Linked DNA regions of Homo sapiens: region 2 is linked to region 1. A link is a contact called in ENCODE Hi-C or POLR2A ChIA-PET data. All regions are on one chromosome and are shown on one strand. Each heading gives the region's core, a stretch centred on a gene start or an enhancer-like site at or near the end of the contact. The rest is flanking DNA. Distances are from core to core; before and after follow the strand shown.

Evidence for each region. Hi-C counts contacts between places; a loop is a spot of excess contacts on that map. ChIA-PET counts read pairs that join two places held with the same protein, here RNA polymerase II (POLR2A). Pooled maps may share reads with other maps.
Region 2: a loop to region 1 is called in a map of IMR-90, with 2.9 times the contacts of the local background. The contact joins the enhancer-like site here to the promoter of PRKG1 in region 1. A Hi-C loop is called at or near these places in 4 of 168 maps with a recorded cell type or tissue (IMR-90, heart left ventricle, right cardiac atrium and 1 more) and 6 of 50 pooled maps. POLR2A ChIA-PET finds 5 or more read pairs at or near these places in 1 of 52 experiments (CD4-positive, alpha-beta T cell).

Annotation. Positions count from the first base shown.
Region 1 is chr10:51,068,623-51,075,766 of GRCh38, reverse strand. It overlaps PRKG1 (protein kinase cGMP-dependent 1), which reads right to left and starts at 1,280. Exons shown (of 18, transcript NM_006258.4): 1 at 866-1,280. The coding sequence starts at 1,176.
Region 2 is chr10:51,210,505-51,217,140 of GRCh38, reverse strand. All of the region lies in intron 2 of PRKG1 (protein kinase cGMP-dependent 1), which reads right to left. Among named protein-coding and RNA genes, the nearest start is that of MIR605, 86 kb to the left of the region's middle. Within about 2 kb of position 2,405, at least 2 of the 41 ENCODE cell types and tissues checked have a DNase peak (open chromatin) inside an H3K27ac peak, as active enhancers do.

The DNA of each region.
Region 1 (7,144 bases), core at 31-2,530:
GAATTGCACAGTTCCCTAAAAGGCTAGAACAATGCCAGAGTGGTTGCATTAGAAGCCAAGAGTAAGGCAAACAATGGGTCCACGTTTTAAATAAGATAAGTGTGCTTATCTGTATCTGACCCTGGAAACAAGCAACCACCTCTTGGGAGATGGAGATGCTCCATTAGTAACATTATGCACGTTTCTTAAGTAAAATAAGCAATCTTCTCCCTCATATGTTATGAAAAAATATTTCTTCAAAATCAACAGACTAGTCTTCCATTTATGGATTGTAAATGTCATCCAATTCAGGAAATCAAAAATTCTTCCTTTTTCTATGCCTATTTGCTTATGTTTCACACTTTGATGATGACAAGAACGTCAGGTTTGAAGGGTACCAGCGTGAAGCGCCAGCAGGTAGAGAAATCCGGGAGAGCCACAAAAGCATAGAAAGTATGGGTGATCAGACGCATTTCATTTCAAGTCTGATGAGCCTGCATTTAGGATTTTCCAGCTGGGCTGGTTTGCCAGGGCTTTTGGGAGACGGGGGCTTTTTATTTCTTCTCTCACACTCACACACACGGTCGGACACACACCTGGGACGTGTTCAAACTCTACGTACACTAGGTGGCTTATACGAATGTATATGTATATTTAAAAATAATACCTTGACATCTGACAAAGACACGAAGGCAACGTATGTGCAGTGAGTCTGGCTCTGAGAAACGTGCACAGCCCCGCAAGAAGTGCCCGTTAAAATGAAACATTTCTGAGGATGAGGACAGACATGGCAAGCGGGAGGGGCGGGGGCCGACAGACAATACAGAGACCCGCAGCTCCCCATCGCCAGGGCGCCACATGGACCCGGCGCGTCACCCCTGCTTACTGTGGGCTCTTGGGGTAGAAGGGCAGGGTCACATGGCTGAGATCCTGGATGTCGAAGGCGGTGGGCTCGGCGGAGATCGCCTGCCGCTTGGTGCGCGGCTCGCCCTGCAAGGTGCTCGCGCTCTGCTTCTGCGCCTGCTGGGTGGCTGGTCGGATCACCGAGCGGTACTTGTCCAGCTCGTTCTGCAGCTTCTGGATCAGTTCGTCCTTCTGATCCAACTCCAGCTCCAGCTCGTCGATGAGAGCATCCCGCTGCCTCAGCTCCTCGATCTTCTCCTGGAGCGCGTACTGTAAATCCCGCAAGGTGCCCATGCTCCTCCGGGCTGCCGGGGGCTCCTTCCTGCCGCTGCTCCGCGTCTTGAGGCTTCCTCCCCTCTCCGATCAACTTTCCCCAAAGTCGCCGCTGCCTCCCGAGTGCCAAAGCTTCCTACTTGAGACCAAAGCCAGCCCTGGCTTCTGAGCATGCCCAGTCCGCCGGCTCCAGCCACCCAGAGTTTCAGTGCAGATTCCACTTCTCTGGGCTGGCTGTGAGGCTCAGAGCGGGGAGAGCAAACCAGCAGGTCCAACCCGGGATTAAACCTGAGACGCGGTGGGCGCCGCGGCGCGGGGGAGAAGAGTCGGAGGCGCGGTGGCGGGGGAGCGGGAGGAGGGGACGTGAATGGGGGCTCCGAGGCAGCGGCTGGGCTCTCAGAGTCCCTCGCGCCGGGCGCCCAAGGAAGCTTGCGGGGCGTGCGGGGAGCCTGATAAGCCTCCGAGGCGCGCCGGGGGTGTGCGGGTGGAGCGAGGCGGGAGCGCTACTTCGGGGGTGGGGAGGTGGGAGGGAGGGGACAGGGAGGACCCCGGGCAAACTCGGGAGGCCTCAGCTGACTCCAGAGCAGACCAGCCTGGAGAATGTTGAGCTACGATCCTAGCGACGTACGAGGCATAGGGGACTCTGCATCATCAAAGCTCTGAGTTCTGGAGGTATTTTGACGGCCGGCCTCACTAAGGAAAGCTCCCGAGCGGTGTGGCCGAGCTGTCGCTTCTCCCACGCCACCTTTCCCACCCAGAGCGCCTCACACAGGTGGCTAACGCTTGCGAAGAAACTTGCCTCTCAGGAGATGCGAGCGAGTCGGCGCCCGCGAGGAATTCCCCCTTTCAGCCTACTACCTTTGGGAAAGGGTTGTGGGGTAGGGGGTGGGGTTTCCGATTTTAGCACCCGAGGCGTTGCTACTCTTCGCCTGCTCCAGATAGTTACTTTCCTTTCTGCCCCTTCCAAACTCTCATCGGGGAACTGTTTTAGGGCAAAGGCCAAAAACGGATTTGGGCCCTAGCAGGTCACTCAGCTTCCCCATGAGCCCTCCGCCTTGAGCTGGTGCCTGGGAATAGTTCTCGGATGGGCCTTGCTTCTTCCATTTGCTGAATTTGGCGGGGAGAGGGTGGGGGTTAAAAATCATTCCCGAGCTCCAAAAATTTCATCTTGAAACTGAATCATACCTTTAAAAATATTACTTTCCTCACAACCAAGCTGTTAGGAATGTATCTTTCCACTTGAATGGCCAGGAAGACATCCTGACACAAACTTTGAAGAAGAGGGAAAATCGTGAAGGAGCGAGGGAGACCACGCAGGCTGCAGTGAATTGTACACTATACTGCAGTCACCCCCACCTCTACCCACTCCCACCCTCATCCCTGCCCACTCAATATTCCCCAAAATGATCACAATTAGGTAACTTCCTTTCTATCCAAGTGTTACACTCCCATCATGGGAACACATGTTTAGAATCCCCAAATATCTGCCTAATACGTACCTAAATCCCTAATATTTGCTTAAGACATTACGAACTCATCCAATTTTATAGCATCTTTATTGGCAGATTTTTGATTACTATTCTTGGGCACTCAATATTATAATCCTCAATGCTCTATTTGGTTATTCCTTAACACTAAAACAAAGTGGACAGAAAATAAAATTGAATTGCAATGCAATTCTAAACTTAGCAAAGAATAGTATCAAAATAACTTGCACACTGTTGCTTTTGAATACACAACTTTTTGTATTTAAGCTAGAGACAGAGGAAGGGAGGAAAGGAGGGAGGGAGGTCAAGGTATCTTAACAAGCTTGTTCATTTAAAGTGTCCTTGTTTTTAATTAGAGGACTAAATGACAAAATATATAGTCCTAAATATTCTTTTATGTAGATTATGATCTAGTAATTCTCTTAATGCAGATTACACAAGACACTTCATTTTTCTGCTTTCCAACACAGACTTTCAGAAGTGCATTTATTTCTAAATGTGATATATAAAATGGATCATTCTCAAAACATTTTCTTTTGCAATGAAGAAATGAGCAACTTACAAATATTGAAAATAATAATAGCTCTGAATTACTGTTGTTTTAATTAAAAGTAAACCAAGCAGAAGTACTGTGACTTTGTATAACTCACTGTATTCTAAAAAAGCTTCCATGAAAATTTCCTTCTTCTGGGCAAAAGGCCAAATTCTTATTTAACCTGTGGGAATTCTTTATTTCCATGGGAAAATGTTGAATACAAAATGACTTTTTCCTATAGATCTATTATTGGGGTTCATGAAGCCATGAGTTTATGTCTAAAAATATACCAGATACAATGTATAGAGGACATAATTAGACAACTGCTAAGCTGGGTTCAGAATTCCAGGATTTTCTCTTTGTTTTTTTTTTGTTTGTTTGTGTGTTTGTTTTTGAGACGGAGTTTTGCTCTGGTCACCCAGGCTGAAGTGCAGTGGCGCAATCTCAGCTCCCTGCAACCTCCGCCTCCTGGATTCAAGTGATTCTCCTGCCTCAGCCTCCGGAGTAGCTGGGACTACAGGCACCCGCCACCACGCCGGCTAGTTTTTGTATTTTTAGTAGAGACGGGGTTCACCATGTTGGCCAGGATGTTCTCGATCTCTTGATCTCGTGATCTGCCCGCCTTGGCCTCCAAAAATGCTGGGATTATAGGCATTAGCCACTGTGCCCAGCCATCTCGTTCATTTTTAAAGTGAAAACAAATATTTTAAATACGTTTTTCATTGATGTTTTAGAGTTTATTTAGGGTTTAAATGGGGTTACTTAATGTTTTTGAGCAGCACAAAGAGAGAAGGTTCTTCCTCATTTGTAGAAAGTCTGTCTACATGTACAAAGGAAAATAAAAACTAAAACACTTTCCCCAAAAATAAAAAAACCAAAAATATTTAGGCATTTTGGAAAAAAGTGAGTTTTTTTACACTAAATTATGTAAATACTTATCAGTATTTAAGCTGGCATATCTAAATGCAACTATAGGATGTATACACATTACATTTTCATTTTAAATTTACATCTCATGATATAAAATCTGTTCCAGGATGAATCTGATATTGAGAGTCAGGAATCTGTTATAACAAACACAAATAGAGTAAAAAGCTGAAAAGACATGACTTTTACAATTGACTTTAAAAGGTGTTCAAGGAATAGAATATATTTAGTTATCTCAGGCTGTGTTATTTTTTTAAATTGACTTCCCCTTAAATGCTTTATAATTTCATATGCAAAATCCAGGATTCTAGCCTTTTCTCTTTCATTTTTAAAGTAAAAATAAATATTTTAAGTATGTTTTTCAATGATGCTTTTGACCAGCTGTTTAGATCTTGAGCGACCAGGTTTCCATCTCAACCTTTTGAGTGTTTCCAATATTTTCTTAAACATCTTCTGCGTTGTACTTAGTAAATGCTGGAAATAAACCCTATGTGAAAAATCAAAGTCCTGCAATTACGTCTTAACAGACAAATTATCTTTACTAAGTGTCATGTAGTAAACTTAATTGGCTAAATTACAAGATCAAAGATCAGGCACAAGTCTACTTTCTGCTAATTAGGAAGTGTCTACCTCAGATTCCTTCAGGGATAGAGTAGAGGAGAATGGCTTGATCTGAGCCCTGCCCCACTGCCTATCTGAGATGAAGCTTTGACATTAGATGCTAACAGTTAGAACAATGCAATTTTGAAGGAACTGACTTCATACTCTAGAATTCCAGAAACAACTCACAACCTGTTTTTCAGCAGTCTTCCTTTTTCATAACTTTAATAGAAGCAAAGTTCTACTGGTAGCCAGACCAAACTGTGGCCTGTTGAACTCCAACATGCTCTTTAGTCTTGCACCCAATCCTCATAATTGAGAATAAAAACTGACATGCCTTCCTTAATGGATTCTCAGAATCATTTAATGAGCTATTCCAATAAAGTAGCTTTATTATAATACTGGCTATTCAAAAATAAATCTGTAGAATTTGTCATCCTTCACTAAAAACATAATTAGCCCAAAAGAACTGTGCTAATTTTATCCACTTATCCATTCCACTGACACTGTATTTCCTGGAAGAATCTTAAGTTTTGAAATTTTCTTCTGTCATTTCATGTGTATATCTTGAATGGGAAAAAATAAACAAACAAATATATAGCTGAGCCTTTCAGGAGACAGAAGCTTCCTCTGGCAGAAGATTGCTAAAAGTAACAAGTCCTCCTAGGAATCTAGATTTTAAAGCTATTACTGGCAGACATGACGGTCTGTTCTAAGTTGCTAATCATAATCAAGATCACAAAAAATTAACTAACTTCCTTGACTTCTTAATGCATGATAGGTATTGTTCATACAACCCTATAAGTTCAATATTATTAATATTCTATTAATATTAGAGAAAATGGAGTCACAGAATCATTCACCTAATCAATGGCAAAGACTGGCTTCATATCCAGACTAGGTGATGTAGAGCTGAGGCCCCTACCCCTCATTACTTTCTGCAGAACTTATAAGTGTTGCTACTGTCCTATTCTGTATCCAGAGAGAGAAGAGTGTCTTTAACATCAACTTGCTTGACTTAGGGGTCAGGGAGGTGAAGAGGACAAATTTGGAAAATCCTGAAAGAGCAGCAACAAGGTTTTCAAAAAGTTCCTTTTCACAAAACAGTCCTGTCTTTATTTCAACAAGATTACATTCTGGCTCAGGGTAAGTAACTTGAACCCATTTGCCAGAGATTGTACTAATCCTAAAATTGCTTGAAATTGTCCTGTCTTTAAAACTAAAAGTTCTAAGAATCTTCCAGTCTCGGGCAAACCAGGAGAGTTGGTCACCCTATTCAATTCAAAATATCTGAGCTTCTCTAGTTTATAAATATTTTCAAATTTTGCTTTCCACATTACTGATAGAAAAGTAAAACCAAGGAAGATCTGTAATGATAATACCTATTATTTTAGGCACATTACAAACCCACTTATACATTACTTTGTGTTAATATGTTTTAGGAAAGCAATCATCCTATTGCAATGAATAATAATGCACAACCGGAACTGTCTTTGGACTATAAAGGGGGATGAGTCAGACAATAGAATTTTAATTATACTTTGATAAATTAGACAATAATTCAAGGATCCCTTTTTGCTTTATTGTTTTTACAGAAACTGGAACTTACATTGATTCCCTGTGAATTAAGTACAGGGATTCAAGTGCCTGCTATTTTATTAATTCCTATAGAACTAGTTTTATAATTGTGTTTAGTGGATAGATTTGGCCATAAGGAATATATATTTACATGGATATAAGTAAAAATTGAAATAGTTTGGCTGTTTTCAAGTTATACTATTTCAAATGGTAAGTTCTGCGTAGAAAAGAAAAAAATAATAAACCATTAATGATGAAAAACTTACTGCAGAGACTTGGAAAGTAACAGCGTACTGTACCATAATTGCTAATGTACTTAGCATTTAATACTGAATTAGTGTCATGCTTAATATTAGGTGAAATGAATTTTTATAGTCCCCTTCTTAAGATGACGGGAAGTTATTATTGGGTCTCAGGCTAAACTAGTTCTCATGAAAACTCATGAGCTATCTAACAAAATGAATATTTATTTGTACTCTTTAGTCAGCTGCTCATTTACAATAGCCAAAAGAAAAAAAATCAAGAAAAATATTAGGTTTTTTGTATTTTGAAATAAGTGTAAAATTTTTAAATGCATAAAATAGAATTTAAAATGCTTTATTCACAAGACACCATTTTACTGCATTTGAAGCGTAATGAATATGTACATGAGCATGCAACATACCTGTATGATAAATAAGTTAGAGTTGCTCAGTTCCATTTCAGTGATTCTTCTGGTATATTAAATGTGCATCTTTTACTAAGGTAAATCATCAATATTTTCCACAAAATATTCTAAAGTATTTTTAAAAGTAATTTTGATTCTGAAAACAGATTTGATATTGTGGGGCTTATAGAATAGCTCTCTAGTCCATGATTTGTC
Region 2 (6,636 bases), core at 1,156-3,655, 140 kb before region 1:
AAACACACAATTATACACAGCCAAATTATTGCTATTCCTAAAATGGCCTCAGTGGGTATTAAACTTTAACTATCACCCATGAGCTTTTCAATTTGACTATCTGCACAGGAGATCATTTTCTTATTTTTTATTTAATGACAATGGAGGCTAAACCAGGCTAGATTTATGTTTTGTCTTATAAGATGGAAAATGACAATGATTTTATTCTCATGTATACAAGTTGTAAGTCTAGAAGCATTTGGGGGAACAAGGTGGAATTTATATTATAGTAGCCTGATATTCAGCAAAAAGGAGACAATTTACTACCAAATATACTTTTTAAATCCCCCTGAAAAAATCAATGCTGAATTAGCTGAAATATTTACACACACCCATACCACTTGAATACATTTTAGAATTCCTACCTTTCCATTCAAATCTTAGTTCAAACATCTTATTTATGAAGACCTCTGTGGAATTCTCAAGCAGTTAGCATCCCTATTTTCCTACATAATCTTGAAAATGATGATGACAGCATTTATTATAAGAAAAGTTATATAGTGCCAGTTACTGTCTTAAGTATTTTGCATATGTTAATTCACACAATCCTCACACCAATGTCCTGAAACGGTTATATTCGGGTTTTTTAAAACCAGTGAGGAAACCCAGGCACAGAGAAGTTAAGTAACTTGTTTAAGGTCATAAAGATGGCAAGTGGAAGTACTGTTACTCAAATCAAGGCAGTCTGGCTCCGGAGTCCAAACACTTAAACATTATAACAGAATCTCTGTTGACTTTCTGTTTACAAAATGGGAGCAATAACATGTGTCCATAGTATTGCTTTGTGAATTATGTAAGATAACTTATGTAAAGATCTTAGTGCCCTACCCAATGAAGAGCAATGCTGAATGTTGTTATTGCTACCAAGTAGTTATCTTTAGTCAGACTTCCATCCTCTGCTACAGTGGGAATTCTTTGGGGATGGGGTTTACATTCATTCATCTGCTCATTCATTCATCCCACAAATATTCAATGAGCCACTCCTGTGGGCCAGGTCCTATACCAAGTCCTGCAAGCACTCATCTCTGAAGGCCCAGCACTAATAGCAGACAAACACAGTTCTACCTCAGGGCCTTGGCACTTAATATTTGCTCCATTTGGAAAGCTATTTTCTATGTCATTTCAAGGCTTGTTTCCTCACTTTATTCTCTCTCCTCTAATGTTATGTCTTCAAAGACACCTTCCATGAACACTTCTAAAAAGTAGTGCTTTTCAGGGCTCTGTATTTCTTACTCTGCTTTAGGTTTTCTACATACACCTATCACTGTTATAACTACTAGAATGTAAGTTCTGTATATAGAGGAATTTCCAGTTCTATAGACAGAATCCAGAATGGTAGGCTACCAAGTTTTTGTCATACTGGTGAAAGAAAGAAGTGGAAGGTGGAAGGGAAGAAGAGAGGGATGGAGAGGGAGAGACAAAGAATGTTGATCAATGACTGTTTTATAAACATGAAAACATTTTCATCCCTTCTTGACCAAAGCACCTCTTACCATGAATAAACAAATGCCAGCATTCTTCTACTCCCTTCCTCCTCCATGCCCCCTGCAAAAATCCCACAGGGCTCCCCAAGCTTGCCCCTCAGTTTCTATTCAGCTGTCTTCCCTATGAACTTAAGGTTCTTACCATTTAAATTTCAACACCTGTTCTCACTCCTCCTAAGAAAATATGTATATGACCTCCATGGAGACCAGCTTTCCTTTTTGTTTCTAACAATGCTGAAGAGCTATAATTTAGCAGCATAAGTGGTAGTTGTAATCACTTGTAATTTATCATCCAACTGCACAGACTAATTCACGATCAAAGAAAAAGCTCTCCTTATTTTTCAATTATTAAAAATAAGCATTTGCGGATTCTTTCTTCAAACATGACACCATTAATTAGCAGCAAATGTGCTGTCGAGCATCTTTTTAAACAACAGTAATGAATTTACACTAACCCTTTCCCTCCTGGGATCAGTCTAATCATTTATGGTAGTTCTGATTGGCATTAGATGATTCGCATTGTTTTCTCTTTTTGGAAACATGATAGGATTGCTGTCCCTGACCTTTTGAAGTTAGCCGCCCACGCTGTAACTTGCTTCAGCCAATGAGTTGAGGGTAGAAGTGACAAGGTCACTTAAAAGAAAATTTCAAAGAGCAAGTGACAATCTTTCATTTTCCGTTCAGTGGTGATTTGCAAACATGTGTCAAGAGTGAGTCTTCTGTGGGTTTCTGTGTAAAGATATTGGGCAGAGGTCCCCTGCCAATCCACGTGCTCATGTAAAGTGATTGTAAAAACAAAGCTTTGCTGTTAGTTCATTGATATTTGACAGCTGTTCTCCGGGCCTGATTGTGGTGGTTCAAACCTGTAATCCCAGCACTTTGGCAGGCCAAGCGGGAGGACTGCTTGAGCTCAGCGGTTTGAGATCAGACTGGGCAACATAATGAGACACCGTCTCTACAAAATAAAAAAAAATATAGCTGGGGGTGTGGCAAGCGACTCTGGCCCCAGATAGGAAGTAGAGGTGGGAGAATCATTTGAGCCCAGGCAGGAGAGGCCTCAATGAGCAGTGATCATGCCACTGCGCTCCAGCCTGGGCAAAAGAGCAATACCCTGTCAAAAAAAAAAAGAGTTTTTCTTTTTCTGTGGCAACACTTGGTCCATCCTGACTGATTAAGTAGCAAGGTAAGATCTGTACCCATACAAAGTACAGATAATTCATACTGCTGACTCCATGCCCTGGTAACCTAACATAGATATTTCAATCATGCTACAGAAATGTCAGGGGACAAATATCATTGAAGGGACAAACTTCATGTGGATTATGAAACCATAGTGTAACACCTTTTCATGTGCTCCTTTGACAACCTGAGACCTTTTAAAGAGGCTATTAAGGAATCATACATGTGTATGTACATATGTGTACATAGGTGACATATATATAATATCACCTATTGTATATCTTTAAAAGGGCTTTTAGGGGAATCATAAGACTAACATTCCATTCTTCTAATATTAGAAATAACTCTAGGTGCTTTAGGTTCTCTAACAAAATTTTTGAACTCAGTTGTAAAGTTTTTCACTATAATATTACACTTTGGAAAATATGTAAATATGTTTTTTTCTTTTTGTTTAAGTAAGAATGATGAATCTGATTCCAAACGAGAACTATAAACAAAAGGCCATTCTTTTGCCTCTAAATCTTATGGATAAATCTTCAAGATGCTAGAAATATCTCATCAAATAACACATGAATAAAACAACTTCCCATTCTGTAACATATTCTTTCAGTTTCTTAAAAAATTACTTCTCTCTTGCTCTCTCACCCCTGCACACACACATAAACACACACACCCACACACTTCATAAAATGCAATATTCAGAAGAACCAAAGATTCAGTTTAAGTCTTTTTTAAAATAAGTTATATTATCTTTAGGAAAATAATATTTTAAAGTAATATTGCATTAGTTTCAGCCAAATTACAACAATGACTTCACCAGGCATGGCTATTGAATATAATGCAAATTCTTCTAACATCTGCCCAGGCAATGAGCAATTCCAAATGAGTGGTCACTCCATGTGAGATACTTCAGTTGTCTTTTGCAAAATCTCACTGCTAGAAAGACATATATAACTACTCATTTTTTTTATTATTATACTTTAAGTTTTAGGGTACATGTGCACAACGTGCAGGTTTGTTACATATGTATACATGTGCCATGTCGGTGTGCTGCACCCATTAACTGGTCATTTAGCATTAGGTATATCTCCTAATGCTATACCTCCCCCCTCCCCCAACCCCACAACAGTCCCCGGTGTGTGATGTTCCCCTTCCTGTGTCCATGTGTTCTCATTGTTCAATTCCCACTTATGAGTGAAAACATGCGGTGTTTGGTTTTTTGTCCTTGCGATAGCTTGCTAGAGAATGATGGTTTCCAGCTTCATCCATGTCCCTACAAAGGACATGAACTAATCCTTTTTTATGGCTGCATAGTATTCCATGGTGTATATGTGCCACATTTTCTTAATCCAGTCTATCACTGTTGGACATTTGGCTTGGTTCCAAGTCTTTGCTATTGTGAATAGTGCCGCAATAAACATACGTGTGCATGTGTCTTTATAGCAGCATGATTTATAATCCTTTGGGTATATACCCAGTAATGGCATGGCTGGGTCAAATGGTATTTCTAGTTCTAGATCCCTGAGGAATCGCCACACTGACTTCCACAATGGTTGAACTAGTTTACAGTCCCACCAACAGTAAAAGTGTTCCTATTTCTTCACATCCTCTCCAGCACCTGTTGTTTCCTGACTTGTTAATGATCGCCATTCTAACTGGTGTGAGATGGTATCTCACTGTGGTTTTGATTTGCACTTCTCTGATGGCCAGTGATGATGAGTATTTTTTCATGTGTTTTTTGGCTGCATAAATGTCTTCTTTTGACAAGTGTCTGTTCATATCCTTTGCCCACTTTTTGATGGGGTTGTTTGTTTTTGTCTTGTAAATTTGTTGGGGTTCATTGTAGATTCTGGATATTAGCCCTTTGTCAGATGAGTAGGTTGCAAAAATTTTCTCCCATTCTCTAGGTTGCCTGTTCACTCTGATGGTGGTTTCTTTTGCTGTGCAGAAGCTCTTTAGTTTAATTAGATCCCATTTGTCAATTTTGGCTTTTGTTGCCATTGCTTTTGGTGTTTTAGATATGAAGTCCTTGCCCATGCTTATGTCCTGAATGGTATTGCCTAAGTTTTCTTCTAGGGTTTTTATGGTTTTAGGTCTAACATGTAAGTCTTTAATCCATCTTGAATTAATTTTTGTATAAGGTGTAAGGAAGGGATCCAGTTTCAGCTTTCTACATATGGCTAGCCAGTTTTCCCAGCACCATTTATTAAATAGGGAATCCTTTCCCCATTGCTTGTTTTTCTCAGGTTTGTCAAAGATCAGATAGTTGTAGATATGCGGCATTATTTCTGAGGGCTCTGTTCTGTTCCATTGGTCTATATCTCTGTTTTGGTACCAGTATCATGCTGTTTTGGTTACTGTAGCCTTGTAGTATAGTTTGAAGTCAGGTAGTGTGATGCCTCCAGCTTTGTTCTTTTGGCTTAGGATTGACTTGGCAATGCAGGCTCTTTTTTGGTTCCATATGAACTTTAAAGTAGTTTTTTAAATTCTGTGAAGAAAGTCATTGTTAGCTTGATGGGGATGGCATTGAATCTATAAATTACCTTGGGCAGTATGGCCATTTTCACGATATTGATTCTTCCTATCCATGAGCATGAAATGTTCTTCCATTTGTTTGTATCCTCTTTTATTTCATTGAACAGTGGTTTGTAATTCTCCTTGAAGAGGTCCTTCACATCCCTCGTAAGTTGGATTCCTAGGTATTTTATTCTCTTTGAAGCAATTGTGAATGGGAGCTCACTCATGATTTGGCTCTCTGTTTGTCTGTTATTGGTGTATAAGAATGCTTGTGATTTTTGTACATTGATTTTGTATCCTGAGACTTTGCTAAAGTTGCTTATCAGCTTAAGGAGATTTTAGGCTGAGACGATGGGGTTTTCTAGATATACAATCATGTCATCTGCAAACAGGGACAATTTGACTTCCTCTTTTCCTAATTGAATGCCCTTTATTCCCTTCTCCTGCCTGACTGCCCTGTCCAGAACTTCCAACACTATGTTGAATAGGAGTGGTGAGAGAGGGCATCCCTGTCTTGTGCCAGTTTTCAAACGGAATGCTTCCAGTTTTTGTCCATTCAGTATGATATTGGCTGTAGGTTTGTCATAGATAGCTCTTACTATTTTGAGATATGTCCCATCAATACCTAATTTATTGAGAGTATTTAGCATGAAGCGTTGTTGAATTTTGTCAAAGGCCTTTTCTGCATCTATTGAGATAGTCATGTGGTTTTTGTCGTTGGTTCTGTTTATATGCTGGATTACGTTTATCGATTTTCGTATGTTGAACCAGCCTTGCATCCCAGGGATGAAGCCCACTTGATCATGTTGGATAAGCTTTTTGATGTGTTGCTGGATTCGTTTTGCCAGTATTTTATTGAGGATTTTTGCATCAGTGTTCATCAAGGATATTGGTCTAAAATTCTCTTTTTTTTGTTGTGTCTCTGCCAGGCTTTGGTATCAGGATGATGCTGGCCTTATAAAATGAGTTTGGGAGGATTCCCTCTTTTTCCATTGATTAGAATAGTTTCAGAAGGAATGGTACCAGCTCCTCCTTGTACCTCTGGTAGAATTCGGCTGTGAATCCATCTGGTCCTGGACTTTTTTTGGTTGGTAAGCTATTAATTATTGCCTCAATTTCAGACCTGTTATTGGTCTATTCAGAGATTCAACTTCTTCCTGGTTTAGTCTTGGGAGACTGTATGTGTCGAGGAATTTATCCATTTCTTCTAGATTTTCTAGTTTATTTGCGTAGAGGTGTTTACAGTATTCTCTGATGGTAGTTTGTATTTCTATGGGATCAGTGATGATACCCCTTTGTCATTTTTTATTGCGTCTATTTGATTCTTCTGTCTTTTCTTCTATATTAGTCTTGCTAGTGGTCTATCAAGTTTGTTGATCTTTTCAAAAAATCAGCTCCTGGATTCATTGATTTTTTG